Regions from separate parts of the Homo sapiens genome. Here region 1 is linked to region 2. Evidence: read pairs that join two places in POLR2A ChIA-PET (ENCODE). Cell type or tissue: OCI-LY7. All regions are shown on one strand. Each heading gives the region's core, and the rest is flanking DNA. Links, peaks and the distances in the headings are about the cores only. Region 1 holds the start of LOC124902730 (a long non-coding RNA gene). Region 2 has its middle 52 kb from the start of PICALM.

Region 1 (11,363 bases), core at 63-2,562, 56 kb after region 2:
AATGTGCTTCTGTTTCTTTTCAATGAGGTTTTAAAATACAGGGATACTATTTTCCCTACATTGTTGATTAAAATGTCCTGTAATCAGTTCTCACTAATAAAATACCTTTATCTTAGGTAAAGTCTGACCAGTGAGTGGTTTACTAAACAAATACCTTCCTTGCACACACTAACATGCTTTGAGAAAATTAAAAAGTCTTCTACGGACAGTTCATGGTGTTGACATCATGAACTTTAGGCTTTAATACAGAAACCTGTCATTTCAAGTAATTTTTTGTCTTTTAGGAATTTTTCTTTATAGTGAAAGCTTAGTTTATGTGCACCTTTTAATGCCCCTAGCAACTGATGCTTATTTATATGAATCTAATGAAAATGATTTCATTTTAAAATGGCAGCATTTAACAAAAAATATGCTTAGGACTGTTGTTTTTCGTATAAGCCCTTAGAGTGTGGAGGTGGTTTCTGTCAGTTTCTCGCCAAGATCTTTCCACATTAGGAAGTGATTATTAATAATTCATGAATTATGGCTTAATTCATACTACATTATATACTTACTGAAGAAAGATTTTTTTGCTTTGCTTATACTGTAGGTGTTAGTGGATAATAGTGTTGACTAGCATCCCTAGTGTGAAAGAGTTGTCAAACTTGAAATATGTTTGTAAAAATAAACACGATTTCCGTTTAATCTTAGGCCTTTAGTAGCCATAATCAAGGTAGAGGAATAGCAGCCCTTATATTTGAAGAACTTCAGTTTTCCAGGCACTTTCTCATCATCTCATTTAATCCTGTCTCACAGCTGGAGGTGGGGGCAATTCATATACATAGAAAGTAGCTTCTAATTCCATTTAGCAGTACAGAATGCTTAAAAGAACCATAATTATTGCAGGATAGAAAAAACAAATTTTTTTTTTTTTTGAGACGGAGTCTCGCTCTGTCGCCAGGCTGGAGTGCAGTGGTGCGATCTTGGCTCACTGCAACCTCTGCCTCCCAGGTTCAAGAGATTCTGCCTCAGCCTCTTGAGTAGCTGTGACTACAGGCGCATGCCACCACACCCAGCTAATTTTTGTATTTTTAGTAGAGATGGGGTTTCACCATGTTGGCCAGGATGGTCTGGATCTCTTGACCACATGATTCGCCCGCCTCGGCCTCCCAAAGGGCTGGGATTACAGACGTGTGAGCCACTGTGCCTGGCCCACAATTTTTAATTTATAACTTCTTAATATAAAAATCATTTTTATCTGATCTTACAATCTTTAGTCTTAACCCCACCCCTTTTTTTGGATACAGGGTCTTGCTCTGTCTCTGGTGTGCAGTGGCAGGATCATGGCTCACTGCAGCCTTATCCTCCTCAGGCTCAAGAAATCCTCCCACATCAGTCTCCCAAGTAGCTGGGACTATAGGCATGTGCCACCACGCCTGGTTAATTAAAGAAACTTTTTATTTTTGGAGAGATGGGGGTCTCCCTATGTGGCCCAGGCTGGTCTTGAACTCCTGGGCTCAAGTAATCCTCTTGCCTCAGCCTCCCAGAGTGCTGGGATTACAGGTGTGAGCCAGCATGCCTGGCCCTTATCCTATTTTTTGATATGAATTCTTAATTTTCTTTATTCTTATTTACTATCGTTGGACATTTATATTTTGACATATTTCACTGAAATGTAATATTTATACTAATGGCTGTAATGTCTCCTTTTTTTTTTTTTTTTTTAAAATGAGGTGGGTCTTACTCTGTTGCCCAGGCTGGAGTGCAGTGGTGGAATCACATCTCACTGCAGCCTTGACTTCCCGGGTTCAGACAATCTTTCTGAGTACCTGGGACCACAGGCATCTGCTACCACGCACAGCTAATTTTTAATTTTTATACAGACAGGGTCTCCTTGTGTTGCTCGGGCAGGTCTCAAACTCCTGGGCTCAAGGATCCTCTCTACCAGCTGAGCCTCCTAAAGTGCTGGGATTATAGGTGTGAGTCACCATATCCTGTATGTCTCTGTTTTTTAATTCATATTTTCCCCAGTTAATTTACAGGGACATTTCATTTCAACCACTGCCTTATCTTTTCTAAAACAAAATCAAGATCAAGTTCTTACTAAGCATCCATTATCAACATATCTCTGGTCGATACAGCATGGTTATTTGTATGTTGTGAACTGGATCTAGAAATTGGAAATAAGTTTTTAAAAAGTAGGATTTGAATATTTTGCATATGTAGAATTTGTATTTGGGCTAGTGGTTTGTGTAACTACATTAAAAATGCGTATAACATACCAGACTGTACCTGAATTAATTCCCTTTTAAAGCACAAATGGTTTTTAATGTCTCAGTTAATAATATCTTATGGGTGCTTAGTTTGCGTATTGTCAAGAAGGATCTGGTAACTAGGATGTGATTTCTAAGAAGATGCATGTAAGGAAGAAATAAAGTAGAAGATCTGTCCCAGGATATCTTTTATTTAAAAGTAAGGTAACTGGGACTTTTTTTTTTTCCAAAAGGATCTTGTTTTAAGAAGACAGTTATTTTGTAATTAATGTCTGGGCTTCCTATTCTTTCCTGTAAGAATTAGTCATATGATTTATATTTTCATTTTTCATTATCCTTACTAGTCTTTTAGTAGTTTTGCAATACAGAAAATAGAAATAGAGTTATCAAAGTGGTAGTAATGAGTAAGATTTGATCACACATGTCAAATGCCTGAGGCATTTTATTTATTTTTATTTTTTCTGTCGCCATGGCAGAACAGAATGCCTGAGGTATATAATAAAATTCACAAATGTATCCTTTTTCCTCCCAGATATGTCTAGTTAAGTTTCTGAACAGTATGTGTTTTAAAAGAGGAACTCTAAAGAGAACTTAATATTCAACTATTTTTTGTAGCCGCTTATTCATAATTAGCAAATGAATTCTGAAATACTTTTGTAATTATTGTTCCCTGATGGATTTATTTGCTATGTTAAGAAATAGTATAAGACTTTGGGCATCTATATACCTTTTGTGTTTACTGAATATTTTATATATCTGGATAATTTTTAAAGGTGTCTTTGAATTTAAAGTTACTATGGCAGGTGAGAAGTGAAACACTTCATAAGATGTGATTGACATTTTTCTTTCATACGCTTTGTGAGACATTTATATGAAACATTTACTTTGATGTTTAAAAAACACTGATTGTTTAAAAATAATCTATTTTAATAATCAGAATTGCTTTCATTTAAAAATATTTGTTTATTTGGCCATGATAATCATTTAGAATAGTTAATGTGAAAGTTCACCGTAGACATAGTTGTTTCTCCTTTGTTTTCTTCAGCTCTGAAATGGTTAATTTCATGGTTTCTCACTTAAAATAAAGAAGTAAGAAAAATAAACTTACAGGCTTCTTGGCAAGAGGTTAGAGCCCTACCAGGAAGAAGTAGCCTTAGACTTTCAAAGTAAAGTCTTAGTATTTGCTCTTCCTGTTCTTTTGGTAGCTAAAGTGGCATTTCCGTTACTTTGTGTTCTGTCTTAGTATGTTCCCAGTTAAACTGCTTTATACGTTTCTCTAGAGAATCAAAATTTTGGACTTGACCTTTTAGTATTTTGTATGTTCACTGTGTATGTGAATCATTTTGGGCAGTTAGATAGTTCTTTAAAAGAGAATCTTGATGAACCTAAGCCTTTGTATTAAAAATTATGTTCAGAGTTGTGATTTGTTAGATTATCAGAAAATGAAGGATTTCTCAAGTTATATTATTATCAAGATATATTATATCCCCCACGAAAGTGGTACATTTGTTAAAATTGATGGACCTACATTCAGACATCTTTACCACCCAAAGTCCATGGTTTACATTAGGGTTTTTTTTTTTTTGAGACGGAGTTTCGCTCTTGTTGCCCAGGCTGGAGTGCAGTGGTGCGATCTCAGCTAACTGCAACCTTTGCCTCCTGGGTTCAAGGGATTCTCCTGCCTCAGCCTCCCAAATACCTGGGATTACAGGTGCCCACCACCACGCCCAGCTAAATTTTTGTATTTTTGATAGAGATGGGGCTTCACCATGTTGGCCAGGCTGGTCTCGAGCTCCTGACCTCAGGTGATCCACCCACCTCGGCCTCCCAAAGTGTTGGGATTACAGGCGTGAGCCACTGCGCCCGGCCAAGGTTTACTCTTGCTGTTTGTATGTTCTATGGGTTTGGCCAATTGTATGGCACATATCCACTGTTGTAGCGGTACAATGTTTATCTGCCCTGAAATACTCTGTGCTCCCCCTCGCCATCCCTTCTCTTCCCCAGCCACTGGCAACCACTATTTTTTGTTAACTGTCTCCATAGTTTTGCCTTTTCAAGATGTCATAGTTGGAATCATACAGTCTATAGCCTTTTCAGATTTTCTTTTTTCACGTACTAATATGCGTTTACGATTTCCTCAATGGCTTTTCACGGTTTGACAGCTTTTTTTTTTCTTTTGCACTTGACTATTCTATTATCTGGATATACCCGGGTTTATTTGTCCATTTACTTACTGAAGGACATCTTGGTTGCTCCCTAGTTTTGGCAATCGTGAATAAAGCTGCTATAAACATCAAACATCTGTGTGCGTGTCTTTTGTGTGGACATAAGTTTTCAGTTCGTTTGGGTAAATAGCAAGGAACACAGTTGCTGGATCATATGGTAAGAATACCTTTAGTTTTGCAAGAAACCTCTAAACTGTCTTTCAAAGTGATGGTACCATTTTATATTCCCACCAGTAATGAATGGGAGTTTCTGTTCACATTCTCACCAGCATTTGATATTGTCACTGTTAATGGGTTTTGGCCATTCTAATAGGTGTGTAGTGGTATTGTTTTAATTTGCATTTTCCTGATTATGTGACTTTTTTTCATATGCATACTCGCCATCTTTATATCTTCTTTAGTGAGGTGTCCGTTAAGGTCATTGTCCTGTTCTTAAAGTCAGGTTCTTTGTTTTCTTATTGTTGAGGTTTGAGAGTTGTTTATTTTGAATAACAGTCCTTTATCAAATGTGTCTTTTCTTTTCTTTTTTTTTTTTTTTTTTTTTTTTTGAGATGGAGTCTTGCTCTGTCTCCCGGGCTGGAGTGCAATGGGGCCATCTCATCTCACTGTAAGCTCTGTCTCCCAGGGGTTCAAGTGATTCTTCTGCCTCAGCCTCGCAAGTAGCTGGGATTACAGGTGTCTACCATCATGCCTGGCTAATTTTTGTATTTTTAGTAGAGATGGCGTTTGACCATATTAGCCAGGCTGGTCTTGAACTCCTCATCTCAGGTGATCCGCCTGCTTCAGCCTCCCAAAGTGTTGGGATTACAGGCATGAGCCACTGAGCCCGGCTATCAAATGTATCTTTTGCAAATATTTTCTCCCAGTCTGTGCCTTGTCTTTTTCATTCTCTTGACAATGCCTTTCACAGAGCAGAAAATTTTAATCTTAATGAAGTCCAGTTTAGCAGTTCTTTCTTTCATGGGTCATGCCTTCATCATTGTATTTAAAAAGTCATCAACAAACTCAAGGTCATCTAGATTGTCTTCTATGTCACCATTTGGGAGCTTTATAATTTTGCATTTTACATTTAGGTCTGTGATCCATTTTGAGTTAATTTTTGTGAGTGTAATGTCTGTCTCCTGATTCATTTTTTTTTTTTTTGCCTGTGGATATCTAGTTGTGCAGTACTATTTGTTGAAAAGATTATCTTTGCTGCATTGTATTGCCTTTCTCCTTTGCTGGCAGTGGTTCTTAAGGTGTGGTCTGGGGACTTTTGGGGGTCCTCAAGACCATTTCAGCAAGTTTGTGAGTTCAAAACTGTTTTCATATACTAAGACATTATTTGCCTTTTCTATTTTTATTCTTTCAAGAACCACTGTACAGTGGAGTTTTCTAGAGGCTGTGTGATGTGTGTGTGATATTGCCATAGGTTGAATGTAGTAGCAGATAATGATAATTCAACTATTTCCTATTAAACCACAAAATAGAGTTTTGCCAAAATGTGAAACAGTGCCACTCTTCTAAATTGTGGGGTTTTTTGAAAATACTGTTATTTTTCAAATGAATTAATGTTGATAAATTTATCAGTTTCAGTTTCTAACAGTAAATATTGGTAGAGAACCCCCACATGAAAGCTCTTGGCTCCTCAATTTTAAAAGTGTGAAGGTTCTGAGACTAAAAAAATGCACCTTTAGGGATGAGTGTGTATTAGAAGGGACAAAAGAGTACTCAAAGAGGAACTAGATCTAAGGGATCCTTTGAATTCTCAAAGTAATTTTGGATTTGATTTTGTAGGTAACAGTGCCTCAACTTTTGGAAGATTTCAAGCAAGAGATGTGGTATCATAATCCCTATGTCCACTTTATGTCCATAAATAGATTGGAAGGAGTGTTCAGTATGACTTGGAAAGGAAACTGCTGGGGCAAAAAAGTCTTAACAATAATATTTAAATTTTTTTCCCAAAGGCCTTAAAAATTAGTTATTAATTGGAACTCTTGATTATTTGTCCTCTCTCTTTTTTTTTTTTATGTCAAAACTATCCTTTTTTGTGAAAGTTAGGCAGGTTAGGTATCAATTGTGCCAAAAGTTCTTGACTACCAAACCGTTAGCCTTTGCACATATGATTCCTTGGACTAAAGACAGGGTCTGGCTCTGTCACCCAAGCTGGAGTGTAGTGTCATGATCATGGCTTACTGTAACTCTGAACTCTTGGGCTCAAGGGATTCTCTTGCCTCAGCCTCCTGAGTAGGTAGGACTACAGGTGTGTGCCACCATGCCCTGCTAAAGAGAAAGGGGTCTCTTTCCTAGGCTGGTCTCGAACTTCTGGCCTTGGCCTCCCAAAGTGCTGGGATTATAAGTGTGAGCCACCATGCTCGGCCTCTTTTAAACTGTCTTTACCTTGCTCCCATTAATATTCACATTTAAGGTAACCGCTTTCATAAAAACATCACTGAATAACTCCCCCTGGTCCTGTCAGTCCAGCATTATTCTCACCATTTATAGAGTTTCAAATATTGTTAAACTGTAGTGGCTATCTTGCTTTTATGTATTTTGGGTTTATGCACATTTCCTCCACAGAATAGGAATTGTTTTCGGTATTGTTCTCTATCTCTTCTCCAAGTACCTAGTCAGCAACCCCCCATGGGTGCTCAGTAAATATTGAATGATTATACTTAACCTCCCTTCATAGCTCAGACTATTCCATGAACAATTTATGGACATAAAAATCTATGCCAGTAGACATTTAAGGATATTTTTTATGGTGACTATGGAAATTGCCTGGTTACAAATTTATATATAGAGTCAGTAACATTGATAAAAACATAACAAATTACTGTTTCATGGAACTCATGAGGCATTAAGAGGCTTATTTAGTTTTGTTTAGATACAAGGTAGTGTCTTCCAAAACATTGTTACTTCAAAATTTTTGTAGCTGCTCCAGTTGAACACTATATTAAAATGCACATTTTTGAGGACATATTCTTGAAATTAGGAATGTAATTTTTAAGAATTAAACAGAGGACCAGAAATAGATCTGAGGAGTTTATCAGAGCTGCTTCCTTGCACAACTCTAGAAGGTGCCTGTCACACCTTTTTGTATGAAAGGTGCCTCCTAGAGTATAACTGTACAGTAGACTCATTTTTGATATAAGAAGGGATAAAGCACACTTAACAGATGATATCAAAATGTAAAAGAAAAGAAGTGTCTGTTTTAGAAGGAAGCTGTATGAGATAATAGGCAAAGGTTAGGGTGGTGGTAGCAATGGTGGTAAAAATAGGATCACTTAATCTAGATTACTTAATCAGTAAGTTGATTCCAGGGGCCAGTGGGAATTGCTGAAAGTTTCATCTGAATACATGGAATTTTTAGCAGTGATTAGGGGAATGGTGCTGGTATTTATAGCCATGAACTTATTACTTGAAAGCATCCTAGGGACCCAAGTCTTAATCAAGGGGCAGTTCTTCCAAGTAGTGGTTGAGGAAGTTGGGTATGCTTTCCAAAACTTCTTTCCTCACTAAAGATTGCAGATATACTCTGTAAGTGACTTCACAGAATATACTCAATTGTCATATTTTAATTTACATGTTTCTTCTGATTATAGGTCCCACGTGATTATAAGTTCTGAGATCAAGGGTCATCTTTGTGGGGGTGTGTGTGTGCACTTAAAATTTTATGTGCTGGTAATAGTTATCTTGTGGATATTTAAGAAATAGGAATGTGTGCCATATTTTAAATACACCTTATATGCAAAAATTTTAATGTAATTTAAGTATATCGCAAAAAATAAATAGCGGGTGGTATTCACACTGCAGAGGATTGGCAAGTCTTTTTAATATACTTCAAACAATTGTTGGCAGAAATCCGCCTCATGCACTGTATTGAATAATTTGAAACATTAGCATTTAACTAATCCAAAGCTAAGATAAAGAGATTTTGAGGTGAGGTGATAAATATATGCGGTTGTCCTTCAGTATCTATAGGGGATTGGTTCCAGGACCTCCCACAGATAAGAAAATCCAAGGGTGCTCAAATCCCTGATGTAAAATGACATTGTTTGCATATAACCTATGCACATCTCCTGAATACTTTAAATCATCTCTAGGTTACTTAAAATGCCTAATACAATATAAGTGCTACATAAACAGTTGTTATACTGTATTGTTTAGGGAATGATGACAAGGAAAAATGTCTGCGCATGTTCAGTAGAGATGCATTTTTTTGGTATATTTTCGATTCATGATTGAATCCATGATAATGGAACCCATTGATATGGAGGGCTAATTGTGTGTACATACACACACACACACATAATTTTTTATTCATTATTTATTTATTTATTTATATGTTTGTTTGTTTTTGAGATGGAGTCTTACTCTGTTGCCCAGGCTGGAGTGCAATGGCACGATCTCAGCTCCTACAACCTCTGCCTCCTGGGTTCAAGCGATTCTCCTGTCTCAGCCTCCCGGGTAGCTGGGATTACAGGCGCGAGCCACCAGGCCCAGCTAATTTTTGTATTTTTAGTAGAGACGGGGTTTCACCATGTTGGTCAGGCTGGTCTCAAACTCCTGACCTCGTGATCCGCCTGCCTCTCGGCCTCCCAAAGTGCTGGGATTGCAGGCGTGAGCCACCGCGCCTGGCCCCACACACATAATTTTCTTTTTTGCAATTATTTATTTTTTTTCCCTTTTAGAGTACACATTTTTTTGCAATTTTAAAATTGAGACATAATCTACATAACATAAAATTCAGTTTTAAAGTAGAGAATTCAGTGTTATTTAGTATGTTCACAGTGTTGTGTGCAACCATCCCCATTATGTAATTCTAGAACATTTTCCATCACCCAAGAAAGAGATCCTGTATCTGTTAACGGTCACTCCTAAGCTCTCCTCGGCCCCCCTGCAACCATTAATCCACTTTCTATCTATGAATTTTTCTGTTCTGTACATTTCGTATTAATGGAGTCATACAATATGTGGCCTTTTGTGCCTGGCTTCTTTCAGTTATAATGTTTTAAAGGTTTGTCCTTGTAGCACATATCAGTACTTTATTCATTTTTATAGGTGAGTAATACTCCCTTGTATAGTTACCCACATTTCATTTATACCTTCATTAGTTGGTGGACATTTGGGTTGTTTAGCCATTTGGGCTGTGAAGAATAGTACTGCTATGAACATTCACATACAAGTTTTCGTGTGAACATATTTTCAGTTCTCTTAGGTATATATCTAGGAGTAAAATTACTGGGTTATATGGTAATTCTGTGTAACTTTTTGAGGAACTACCAAACTGTTTTCCACATCAGTGACACTGTTTTACATTCCCATCAGCAATGTATGAAGATTCCTGTTTCTCCTCTACTTTCTTGCCAAACTTGTTATTTTCAGGATTTTAGTTTTATGATTTTTAAAAAATAGTCATCCTAGTGGGTGTGAAGTGTTATGTCATTGTGATTTTGGTTTCCATTTCCCTAGTGGTTAATGCTGTTTAGCATTTCTTTATGTGGTTATTGACTATTTGTATATCTTTGGGAAAATATCTATTCAAGGTCTTTTGCCTGTTTTAAAATTTGATCTTTATGTATTCTGGATACCAGAAGAGTACTTTACATACCTCACATACTAGATCTTTATATGATTTGTAATTTTTTTCCCCATTCTGTGGCTTGGCTTGTCACTTTCTTGATACAATGTCTTTTAATGCACAAAAGTTTTAAATTTTCAAGTCTAATTTTTCAAGGGTTTTTTCTTTTTTTTTTTTTTTAAAGACAGAGTCTTGTTCTGTCACCCAGGCTAGAGTGCAGTGGTGTGATCTTGGCTCACTGCAACTTCGCCTCCCAGGTTCAAGTGATCCTCCCACCTTAGCCTCCCGAGTAGCTGGGACTACAGGCATGTGCCACCATGCTGGCTAAGTTTTTGTATTTTTAGTAGAGACAGGGTTTTTCCATGTTGGCCAGGCTGGTCTTGAACTCCTGACCTCAAGCGATCTACCTGCCTCGGCCTCCCAAAATGCTGGGATTATAGACGTGAGCCATCACACTCTCACCCAGCCTCTGATTTTTTCGATTGTGCTTTCGATATATCTAAGAAATCATTGGCTGATTCAAGGTTATGCACCTTTACAACTCTAAGAGTTTTAGGAAGAAATTTTAGCTCTTAGATTTAAGATTGATCAATTTTGAGTTAACTTTTGTATATGGTATGAAGAAACACATTTGTATTAAGGAAAACCAAAGATATTTGGGTTTTTAATCTTTTGAAGTTGACATGGAATACAACTCTACTACCTCTGTGTAATGTGGAAATGGAATTGTGCAGGAGAAAAATGTTACTTGATGGCAATCTCCATGACTACTGGGTATAGTTTGGTGATGGATAACTGGAATTATTTGGGTCATTCTTTCAGCTGGATAAACCACTTAATCTGATCCAGTTTATATTTTTTACATTTTCAGAATAGTCTTAGATATATGAAGAAGGTAACAAATAGTTGCATGACTATCAATAAGTTGTTTTGGTCCACAAATAATAGTGTCATTGTATGTTTCCATGGTATCTTTTTTTTTTTTTTTGAGACGGAGTTTTGCTCTTGTCCAGGCTGGAGTGCAGTGGCACGATCTAGGCTCACTGCAACCTCCGCCTCCTGAGTTCAAGCGATTCTCCTGCCTTAGCCTCTCAAGTAGCTGGGATTACAGACGTGTGCCACCACGCCTGGCTAATTTTGTATTTTAGTAGAGACGGGGGTTTCACCATGTTGTCCAGGCTGGTCTCAAACTACTGACCTCAGGTGATCCACCCATCTCAGCCTCCCACAGTGTTGAGATTACAGGCATTAGCCACCACCCCCAGCCAGCAAGCAATTTTTTAAAGGTAGATTTTTGCCAACATTTAAAAAAAATCATATTTT
Region 2 (11,363 bases), core at 4,773-7,272:
ACCCAACTAGGGCTCCTTTCACTGGGTGGTGTCTTCTCCCTGGGCCTTGGTCTCCTTGTTTACAAAGCAAATCTTCAAGACTTACTTAGATTGTGGTATGCAAACATAGAAGATTTTATTATGATTTCTTAGTGTATAACTATAAAATGTGAGAGGTCTCAGAGGTACCATGAAAGACCATGCAGCCTCTGAGTCTTTGTGAATTTGCGTGCGTGTGCGTGTGTGTGTGTGTGTGTGTGTGTGTGTGAGAGAGAGAGAGAGAGAGAGAGAGAGAGAGAGAGAAAGAGACGGAGAGAGAGAGAAAAAGAGAAGACTTGTCCTGGAGAGAAACCTATCCCTACGGCTGCCTCAGATTCTAACTTCCTATCACCAGATAAATTCCCTTTCAGTATTTCCCTCATACATTTTTTACTTATGGGGCCTCTGAGTGAGTTTCTATTCCTTATAACCAAAACAAAAAAACAAAAACAAAACAAACAAAAACCTCATTCATTAGAAAATAGAAAAAAAAACTTTAATTCTTTCTAGAGCATCAAGTGACACTCTGACACTCTGATATAGTGTATATAGGTGGAAACACCCAAATGCTAGTACCCTGAACAATATTACATACATCACCAGAGAAAAGGACAATTTACTCCCAGGGCCTCTCTCCAGACCTTCAATCTTACTCCTCCACCAAAATACTATTAGAAATATGAAGAAAAAAAAAAGGCTAAAATCTGGCAGCATTTGAGGTTGGGCTCAACAAGGCTGTGGTGAGACAGCCCTCCTTGCCGCTCACTGCATTTGGCACATGTGTGCTTCCTATAGGTATATTTTGGGGCTTGGATCCTCCGGACAGTGTTTGGTTTAGGGATAGATGAAGTTTTATGGAAATACCTCTCTACCTAGAGAGAAAGCCTGTGTTACCTTAGAAATTAATACATAATGCCATAATGGAGTGTAACTAGAAGGGTATGAGCAATATTTTCCAAAATGTTTTCCTTAAAACCCTAGTCCTGTGACATGCTACATGATGAAAGGTTTCAAAGTCAAAAAAGTTAGGGAAATGCTGCCTTCTGTTTCCACCTCTTATAGAGTCATAATGCCCACGAACATGTTAAAAGTGGTCCTCTGTTGGTTCCTGTCTGTACCAGATTTCTAAATTTGGGCCTTGGCTCCTTTCTGCTGTCTCCCTAGGTGGTCTCATCCAGTTCTGTGACTTTGTTTCTTTGGGCTTATTTGAGAGTGTCTCACTGTGTCACCCAGGCTGGAATGTAGTGGCGCAATTTCAGCTCACTGCAACCTCCGCCCCCTGGGTTCAAGTAATTCCCATGCCTCAGCCTCCTGAGTAGCTGGGATTACAGGTGTGCACCACCGCACCTGGCTGATTTTTGTATTTTTAGTAGAGATGGGGTTTTGCCATGTTGGCCAGGCTGGTCTCGAACTCCAGTCCTCTAGCAATCCACCCACCTTGACTTCCCAAAGTGCTGGGATTACAGGCATGCACCATCACGCCCGACCCCAGTTCCATGACTTTAAATGCCATCTGTATGCTGATGATTTCTCAACATATATCTCAAACCTTTCCCCTAAACTCCAGACTCATATATATATTATTATTATAAATTATCATATATATTACTTATTTTCTTATGTTTTATATATATATAAAATTTATCTACTTGATAGCACCTCTTACACATGTATTATGCCACTACTTTCAATGACAAAAACCACCATACTTTAGCACCAACCTAAATAGGTATCTTGAACTTATCATGGATAAGGCTTCATTTCCTTCACCCCTTTAAGCCTCTGCTTCCTAGTCTCTCTTGGCTCAGTCAATACCACCAACATATATGTAAGTGCTCAAGCCCCAAAGCTGAAAGTCATTAGTGTCTTCTCTCTGATCTCTATTTCTCACATTAACTCATCAGGAAGTCTTGTTGTCACTACGCCTCAAACATGTGCTGAAGCCATTCACTTCTCTCTATCTGCACTGACACTCCTGCCATCTCTCAAAGGAACTATTGCAAGAGCCTAACTGGTTTCCACTTGTAATCTTAGCCTCTAAATTTCATTCTCCACACAACATGCAAGGAATTTTTCTTTTTCAAATGGTAAGTCAAATCATGCCAAGGCTTAAAACCTTCCAAATTGCTTTCCATTGCACCAACAACATCTTACTTCTCTAAGATCATACCTCATCACTTCTACTCCCCACCTTAATTATTCAGCTCCAACCACAGAAGCTCCTTTCTCTTCTTCCAACAGGCCAAGCTTTTTCCTGCCAGGTCTTTAGACTCACTGTTTCCTCTGCCTCCTGGGCTTCCCCACTTCCAGTTATACCCTTATAACCTTACCCCTTAAGGTCTTCAAAGTCCATACCACGATTTGAAATGCTCTTGTTTGTTTGTTCATATTTTCTGGTGAACCCCACCTACAAGGCAAATTCCATGAGGGCAGGGCAAGGATTTTATCTGTCCTGTTCGCTCTTCACCAGGGAATCCTCAGTACCTACAGTAGTGCCTAGCACAATATAGGTGCTCAGTAAATATTTGTTAACTGCATGGAATGGTTTGAGAAATTATGCAATGGAGAAAACTATGAAACTTTGTTTAACCCAGAATTCCTCAGATTTTTTTTGATTATAGAATACTACCTGCCTTTGTAAAGAATATTTGTTATCCCAAGGATCATTTCCTAGATTACACTTTGGTTTATGCTGGTTTAACTTCAGTATTGAGAAGGGCTAATATTTGAAACCCAGTAAATCTTAAACATCAAAACTTGAAAATCTCTTGTAAGCTAGCAATTTGGCAGCTCTTTGTGAGTCCAGGATATTTTTAATTAAGAGAATAAAAAGTAAGTTTAGTTTTAAAAGTAAGTTCTTGGGTGTTTTTTCTTGGAGATGTGGGTTCAAAAAACAGAGATAGTGGCTCAAGATCACAGGGCTCAGGGAAGGGTGAGGTGTTGGTGGAAGGGGAGAAGGAGTCCAGACAGGATACAGCAAAATTAAGGGATGTGGTTGACTAAGGGTAAATGAGATTGAGGCCCAGTAAAGCGTTCCTACTTCAAATGGAATTTTTAGAAACAGAAACCTGCAGTTGGAAACTTGGCTATTTTTATACTGTGTATGTTTTCTGTAATTATTTCTTTTCTGTTTTCCCTCATGTTTAGTAAAGCTGTTCTTGAAAATACCAGCCTGTCTCAGTTATGCCAAGGGAAAACATTTTTGTACACATTAAAATTTTTAAAGGAGAATCATACCGCTTTGGGGGAGGGGTGAATAGGTGATGTGGTGACATAAGAGAATCTGGAAAGCAGAAACCCAAAGTAGGGATGAGAGTGAGGCTGCAGAGTCAGGGAGAGTGGTTTACCCTCTTCTAACCTGGAGATATTTTTCAAGACTAATTTGGTTAATCTGTGAAAACTTTGGAAGGTTTTGTATTGAGCCTTAAGTAGACAAGGCTAATTCTTTACAAAGTCACATGTATACATTATTGAGCTATAAAAAACCGTTGGTAAAGGAATTGTCTGGTTGGCTTCTGTGCCTGGGCTGTCTGCATGTTGGAAACTAGATCTAGATTTTTAAAAGTATCAACATGGATAAGCATAGAAATGCTGTGCTCTAAGGGATGTAGTTAGAAATTTGGGTAATTACCTAACTGGCAGTTAGTAAAGGAATTACCAGACAATTGGTGAAGGAAATGAAAAGCCCTAAATGAAATTAGATAGGGAAAATTTGAGAAAGTCCACAAAGGTTTGAAATGTTGCGAAGATGTGAAAAGTTTTGTGCATGTAGCAGAGTGCTCTGAGTTCAGATCTCAGTATTTTCCAATCCATGATTGCACTAAGATTAGCAGCTGGACTTGACTTTGGGACAGGCTCTTGCTTTATTCTCAAGAGAGATCAGTGGGGATAGGGGGGCAGATTTCAGTCATCTTTATGACTGAAACCCAGAGGAATAACCCAGACATAGGGGCTTCAGATTAGGGAAGTTGAGTATTGTTTCTAGTAAGATAAAGAGCTTGCTCTGGGGCTCTTAAGTTGTAATCCTGAAAGGATGCTGATATGGTTTGTGATTTTTCTTCATTAAGTGAGACCTGGTCTTAGACTGTATACTAGGGTTTCCAGAAAAACAGAGACAGAGAGAGTACAGAGAAAGAGAGAGAGAGAGACAGAGAGAGAGAGAGAGGGATTGACTTATTATAAGGAATTGGTTCACATGATTATGAAGGCTAAGAAGTACAAAATCTGCAGAGCTGATGTGCCAGTTTGAGCCTCAAAGCTGGAAGCTACTGTAGAGCCAGGAAGAAATGATGTCCATGTTTGAAGGTTTGTCAAGCAAAAGAATTCTCTCTTACTCAAAGAAGGATCAGCTTTTGTTCTATTCAGGCCTTCAATTGATAGGATAAGCCCCATGCATATAATGGAAGGCAATCTGCTTTACCAAGATGAGATTTAAATATTAATCTTCTCCACAAATATCCTTACAGAAACACCTGGAAAAATGTTTGGCCAAATATCTGGGCACCCAGTGGCACAGTCAATTTGACATATAAAATTAACTATCACAGGAAGGAAGGAATGTGCATGATCAGATTTCCATCCAAGGAGATGAGCTGGCCCCAGAAACATGGTAGCAGGTTGGACATAAGGAGGGAGACAATCAGGTCCTACACCAGGCATGGCCAATGCATTTCATGATAATGACACTTGAGATTTCATTTAAGTTCTTCTTTTCTATATTGTGTTTCTCATCTGTTATCTTTGAGGCTTAGTGTTATGGGCTTAATTGTGTCCTCCTAAAAAAGATATGTTTCTGAAGCCCTAGCCCTTAGTACCTCAAAATGTGACCTTAAAGGCCGGGTGTGGTGGCTCATGCCTGTAATCCCAGCACTTTGGGAGGCCGAGGCAGATGAATCACCTCAGGTTGGGAGTTCGAGACCATCCTGACCAACATGGAGAAACCCCCATCTCTAGTAAAAATACAAAATTAGCCGGGCATGGCGGTGCATGCCTGTAATCCCAGCTACTCAGGACGCTGAGGCAGGAGAATCGCTTGAACCCAGAAGGCGGAGGTTGCAGTGAGCCAAGATTGTGCCACTGCATTCCAGTCTGGGCCACTGCATTCCAGTCTGGGCAAGAAGAGTGAAACTCCATCTAAAAAAAAAAAAAGGTGACCTTAATTGAAGACAGGGTCTTTACAGAGATAATCAAGTTTAAAAGAGGTCATTAGGCTGGACCCTAGTGCAGTATGACTGACATCCTTATAGGACTAGCAATTGGGATACAAAAACACAGAGAGTATAAAGGGAAGATGATGTTAGAGGCATAAGGAGAATATAGCCATCTACAGGTTAAGGAGAAAGTCCTCAAATGGAATACCCTTGCTGACCTCTTGATTTCGGACTTTAGACTACAGAACTGAGAGACAATCAATTTTTGTTGTTTAAGCCCCTCAGTTTGTGGTACTTTGTTATGATAGCTCTAAGAAACTAATACATTTAGTACAGTGTGTTAAACATAATAGCCTGTGTTAACTATACTTAAAAGGATAAAGGAAGGAGTAGAGAATAAAACTCAGGGGAGAGGGAGCAGCAGTACTCAGGAGAGGGCATGAAATGGCAGACACAATTGGGAACAGTTTCTGGAGTAGCAAGCAGTGGTCTATGGGAGTCTCAAATGAAATAATAAAGGTGATATTATTTTGTATTAAAAATACTATAACTAAGGGCAGTTATCACTATGACTTTTGACGATATCATACCCCCAAATATGTACCAGCTACCGAATGGAAAAACTACTGATACAACTAGTTCATAGTGATCATTCCTGTGTTTGATCACCTGAGAAGCATTAATGGGGTTTATATTAACTTTGAATATGTTAAAAATTAAAAGGTTTATATTAACATTGACAGTGTTGAAAAGTAAAGGGTATATATTAACTTTGACAATGTTAAAGATTAAAGGGATAATCTTTGACTATCTGCATCAACAACTGAGGGACAAACATCTTGACAGAGGATTCATATGAGTGGCAGAAACTACATCTTGCCTTGCAAATAACTCTCTATATTTGAATGCCACACATTGTTTGTTTCTAGAATCTCTTCCACTGAAATGTTACCCTAGATATAGATAAGGGGCACCAAAAGGCCAGAAGTATGAAAAAAGAAAGGATGAATAGAAGAAAGGAAAAGAGAGAGGAAGGAAGGAAGGGAGGCAGGCAGGGACATGGTACTTTTTCTTACCCCAGATCCAAGTTCCAACTCTTTTGAAACCCTAATATTTGGTTTCAGATGATACTGGATATTTTCTAAAGTAGCCAAATTTTTAGGTTATTTGACAAACATTGTGGTTAAATTATTAATATGGGATAAAGATATTATTTAATAGTAATTTGCAAAAATCAATGCTTCTTTAGTGTCCTCGTTTTAGGGTTTATTTCCAAAATTTTTGAAGCAGCATTCCATTTCAGAAAATGACATGAAGATTCTCTGGAGGTCTAGGAATTATGTAGATGGAAAAGAAATCTGATGACACTATCTTGACCTTTTTAATACTAAGTAATACTAACATAATAATAACAACAGCTATTCCTTTATTCTAAGGGTTTTCATTTTAAAGGCTTACTGTTATTCATTTTCAATGCATAGCTCCTTATTAATTATCATTTTCTAGGGCTATGTGGATGACTTGAGTTCTATTAAATACCAAATGATTTCTCACGTACCTAAGTTTGGAATCTACCTCTTTTAGTAGGCAGAAATTACTCTCCATGAGAATAGTGTCCAGGCAGTCCCAAGGAATGTAATTGTCCTTCTTTCTTGCTGATGAATAACTGCTGATGCTTCTAGTCCCAGGTACAGCTAGGAAAGAAAATGATGATGTATAACTTCAATAGCTTTCCTGGAGCAGGGAGCAGGGGATAGATTAAGTGTCCTTCTACATTTGTATATGTGCAAGAAAAGTACCTCATATTGTTTCCAAGGAAATGTTTAATAGGTTTTTCCTGGCCTGGGATAGTCCATGTATGGTATATACTGTCTTTACGTCCCAAAATTTTCTGCTAAGCATTCTGATCTCTGTACTCCGTGAAGTCATTTTTGTGAAGAAGGCCTTAAATGAAATCAATGGCTGGGCAAAGACTGTGAGAATGTTTGAACCAGTTCTTTATGATTTTTTAAAATTTTATTTATTTATTTATTTATTTATTTAATTAATTTATTTATTTATCTGAGACAGGGTCTCACTCTGTCGCCCAGGCTACAGTGCAGTGGCATGGTCTCGGCTTACTACAACCTCCACCTCCTGGGTTCAAGCAATTCTCCCCCCTTATCCTCCCGAGTAGCTGGGATTACAGGCACCTGCCACCACGCCCAGCTAATTTTTGTCTTTTTTGGTAGAGATGGGGTTTCACCATGTTGGCCAGGCTGGTCTCAAACTCCTGACCTCAAGTGATCCCCCACCTCGAACTCCCAAAGTGTTGGGATTACAGGCATGAGCTACCGTGCCTGGCCTTGAACCAGTTCTGATGTAATGCCTCTTGCAGGAAAATCCCAGGAGTTTTTGGGATGCTTGTTTCTGGTTCCACTACAAAACATCACAGTCTTAGGTAGACTTAATACAAGTGGACATAATTATGCAGCCCTGTTCCACATCATTAGTGAGAGTAAATGCCTCTGCCAGGATTCTGCCAACACTGTTTCTAGCCAGACATCCATTAGTAAACATTGCAGTCTTAAAATACTGGTTGGCTTCTGTGCCTGGGCTGTCTGCATAATGGAAACTAGGTCTAGATTTTTTAAAGTATCAACACGGATAAGCAAAGAAATGCTGTTCTCTAAGGGATGTAGTTAGAAATTTGGGGAACCCAGAATTTTGGTAAAGGCTTTTAAAATTTCTTCTTTTTAAATTTAAAATGTCCTTAATGAAAACATGAAAGTATTTCTTGTCTTATGATGATGCCAAGCAAGGGGCTAACTGGCTCCCTAGCTCTAACTCCGTCTGGCTCAGTATTACCATTTTACTTTCTACATAGAGACCAGAATACATTAAAACACTGTTTCTCTTCAACCTTAGTATTTGATCTATCCAAGTGGGTATTTCTAACAAATTGAAAGTATTTAATTGAAATGCATGTTATAAATAATTGCAATAATTTACACATTCTTAAAAATAACAATCCTTTTAGTTAGTAGATGCTCAACAATTTCAAAAACACCCTGTGTTCTCTCTTTTGATCCTTGACAACCCTGTGAGGTGGAAAGTGTACATGATACGGGTGAGAAAACTGAAGCTTAGAGAGATCAAGAATTTGGCTAAGGTCACAAACAAATTAGACTGTTTTCAAGATCTGCCTAAGAGTTTGTGATAATATCTTCTTAGTATTCCTTGTCGAAGGAGGAGAAACTGCCAGTTAGGTGGGAGAGTTCCAAACTCTGTACCCTGCACACAAGTCCTGTGATCTCATCTGGCTATGAGCTCCCCAGGCTTGCTACAACACCCTGAGTGACATCTGCCTCTGTCACTTGTCTAGAAGGAAAGGTGTTTAACCTAAAATGATTTACTTTCCACATGTAAGTAGTAGAAATCAAAAAGTCTTATCAGAAAGCCAACGTGATAAGAACTTTCTGAGACTTTTTCACAAACCAGTAGTACTGACATGGTTACAAACCTCATTGCCTTTTTGAGTAAAGAATGACAAATAAATGAGAATGGTAAATTGCAGATATCATCTTAGAAGCAGTGACATTCTTGGTAGGTATTGATAAAGAATAAGACATTGAACTTGCTGAGTCTCCTTCCCAGGAAGAACTCTATGAACTTCCATATGGTCTTTTCTTTTACATTCATCACAACAGCCCCACTGAGAGTCTAGACAGAAATTATGATCCCCATTTTACCTATAGAAAAGCTGAGGGTCCAGAGATCAATCGACTATTCCAAGGTCACATGGTGTCATCAGAAGAGACTCACACCAGAGCTAATTTCTCTTCAATGATTTGATTATTACATGTAAGTGACTTGCTTGAGGTAATCAAAGGAAAATATTTGGAGAATGAGGACATTTATGACATGCTTATCAAATATGCAGGTGACTGAGGACTGAGTGCTATGCTAGTCTTAGCTCTGATTTGGATAAGTTACTTAACCCTTCTGGGCCTCAATATCCTTCTTGGGGAAATGAGACAGTTAGTTGAACTAGATTAGGTTTTTCCAACTTTCTTTTTCTTTTTAATTTCATCAAATTAAAATCTGATGAATTTAATTGATAAAAGCTGATCCCGCCTCCTGCTTGGCTCCCTCCACCGCCTACTAGACCCCTGGACACAATCTAAAACCACAGTATTAGGTCATCTGAAAGCTTCTTCCTGTTCCTAAATTCACTGTTTTTATGATTGAAAGCAACTAGCCTCCTAATCTGGTACCTGTTCATGTTCCCTGCAGCATCTTGTGGTATAAAAGAGCCCCCAGACATGATGTCAGAGGAGCTGGGAGTGAATCCTCACAACCAATTATCTATGCAACCTTAATCAAGTTGCTTCACCTCTCTAAGTCTCTGTTTCCTCATCTATAAAATGAAGATAGTAACCCTTCCCAGGTAAGAGTGCTTTGTAAACTGTAAGAGACTAAGTAAATGGACGGTGTCATTAGTATTATCTCCTGTGTACAATATCCTTCTCCATGGAGAGGCGGCTTTATCCTTAGAATGACTCAGAGTACCAGTATGGGTTGAGCTGCTCTTTGGCAAGCTTGCCTTGGTATCTATTGTATTTGGGCTTCATCTTCCCGTGAGCTGAAAGCCAAGTCAGTAGAGAGGATGTGAGCTACCAACACAGCAAATAATTAAACCAAGGAGATGCCATCATTAAGTCCAAAGGGAAAAATTATCCCCATATGGTGACCTTGATAATAATTGCCCAGCTCTATTTCCCCCTCCACACGAAGCCATATTCCAATAATAATTACTGTCATTTGAGTGCTTACTTCATGCTAAGTAGATACTGTTGTTTACATGAGTTGTCTCATTTAATCTTCATAAGAACCTTTTCAATGGCATTACTCCTAATCTGCAGTGAGAAATAATCTGAAAAATAGTGTATTTTTCCTATTTTGTAGCTTAGAAAGGCTAACTAATTTGCTCAGATAATCAGTAAGTGACAGAGCCTGGACTCTGAATTTAAACCTCTGAACTGATCACCTCTGCCTCTCCCAATTGGAAGAAATGATTTTCCACACTCACTACGAGGGCCAACAGCCTCATTCCTGTTTATCTTTGCCATGCTTTAGTCAGCCCCATCTCTCCATGTTAATTATTATTTTCATTTCTTTCTCTATTCAAAAAGACTCCACTCATCTTCATAAAACTCAGAGGTGGAAAGCACCTATTAGTCATTGATGTCCCTGCTAACCACAACCCCCCTACTTGTTCTCTGTAACATGGTTTCTGCTCAGGGAGCCTCAGGGAACGGAGCCCAATCTCTTCCTTTGCGGAGTTAGTCCCGTAACTAATTCATCTCTGTCAGGAAGATTTTCCTCTTAGGTTTATCCTCTTCTTTAGTTTTGTATTTTATCCAATTCTTTCTCTCTGTGGGCTGCACACTTCAGCTCTTCAGATCACATTGCCTAAGCCTGCCCAGGCTCTCAGCAGTGATTTTGCTGAGCTGCCTCTTTCCCTTTTTCCATGGTCAGAGTAGCTTTCTTATTAGCACCTGGAGGATGGTGTCTCCAGTGGACAGAGGTAGAGGTGAGCCGTGGGAGGATGTTGGGAAAGAAAGTGAGGAGGAAGAGGTGTGAGCAGGAGGTTTGAAACCTGCTTAGTCAGAAACTCTTGGATCCAATTTGGCTTGGACCTTTCTCTTAAGTTGCCCCTCTACTGGCAGCAGAGGCATTTGCTATCCAGCTAGGCATGATTCCATTAGGATGCTGTCCCAGGCCCTAAAATTGGTGTCAGGAATCACAGAAATAAATGGAGTGCACCAGTACAAAGGAAGACATTGTGGTACAGTGGAAAGCATGTCAGCTTTAGGATTTGAAAAATCTAGTTTAAATCATTGCTCCACTTTTTACATAACTGTATGGTTTGGCAGTCATTTAACCTCCTGAACTTCAGCTTACTCATTTGTAAAATGGAGAGATAATACCTAGCTTAGGAGTTTCCGTAAGGATTATGGAGAATGGCCTCACACATAGTAGGCACTCAATCAATGACAGCTATTATTTTTCAAAGCCCTAATTCTAAACCACTTCCTCATAACCATGTTTCTTATTTGGAGTCTCCGGGCAACTGGCCTTACCTCTTATTCTTCCATTTTCATTGTGCTACAAACCAGCCTATAGCATTCTCATGTTCTAGCTTCACCTGCA

Evidence for each region. ChIA-PET counts read pairs that join two places held together with the same protein. Peaks named below come from ENCODE experiments on the same cell type or tissue, not always from the same donor. Only the 100,000 strongest peaks of a DNase experiment are listed, where the experiment ranks them.
Region 1: POLR2A ChIA-PET joins it to region 2 with 9 read pairs; 14 of 35 experiments call an interaction of 5 or more read pairs at or near these places.

The regions. Positions count from the first base shown.
Region 1 is chr11:86,054,993-86,066,355 of GRCh38, reverse strand. All of the region lies in intron 1 of PICALM (phosphatidylinositol binding clathrin assembly protein), which reads left to right. It overlaps LOC124902730 (a long non-coding RNA gene), which reads left to right and starts at 2,480. Exons shown (of 2, transcript XR_007062822.1): 1 at 2,480-11,363. In OCI-LY7, for the core only: no CTCF peak of the experiment used is centred there; no DNase peak of the experiment used is centred there; H3K4me3 peaks cover 1,575 bases.
Region 2 is chr11:86,115,567-86,126,929 of GRCh38, reverse strand. No RefSeq gene overlaps it. Among named protein-coding and RNA genes, the nearest start is that of PICALM, 52 kb to the right of the region's middle. RefSeq lists an enhancer at 10,171-10,640. In OCI-LY7, for the core only: no CTCF peak of the experiment used is centred there; no DNase peak of the experiment used is centred there.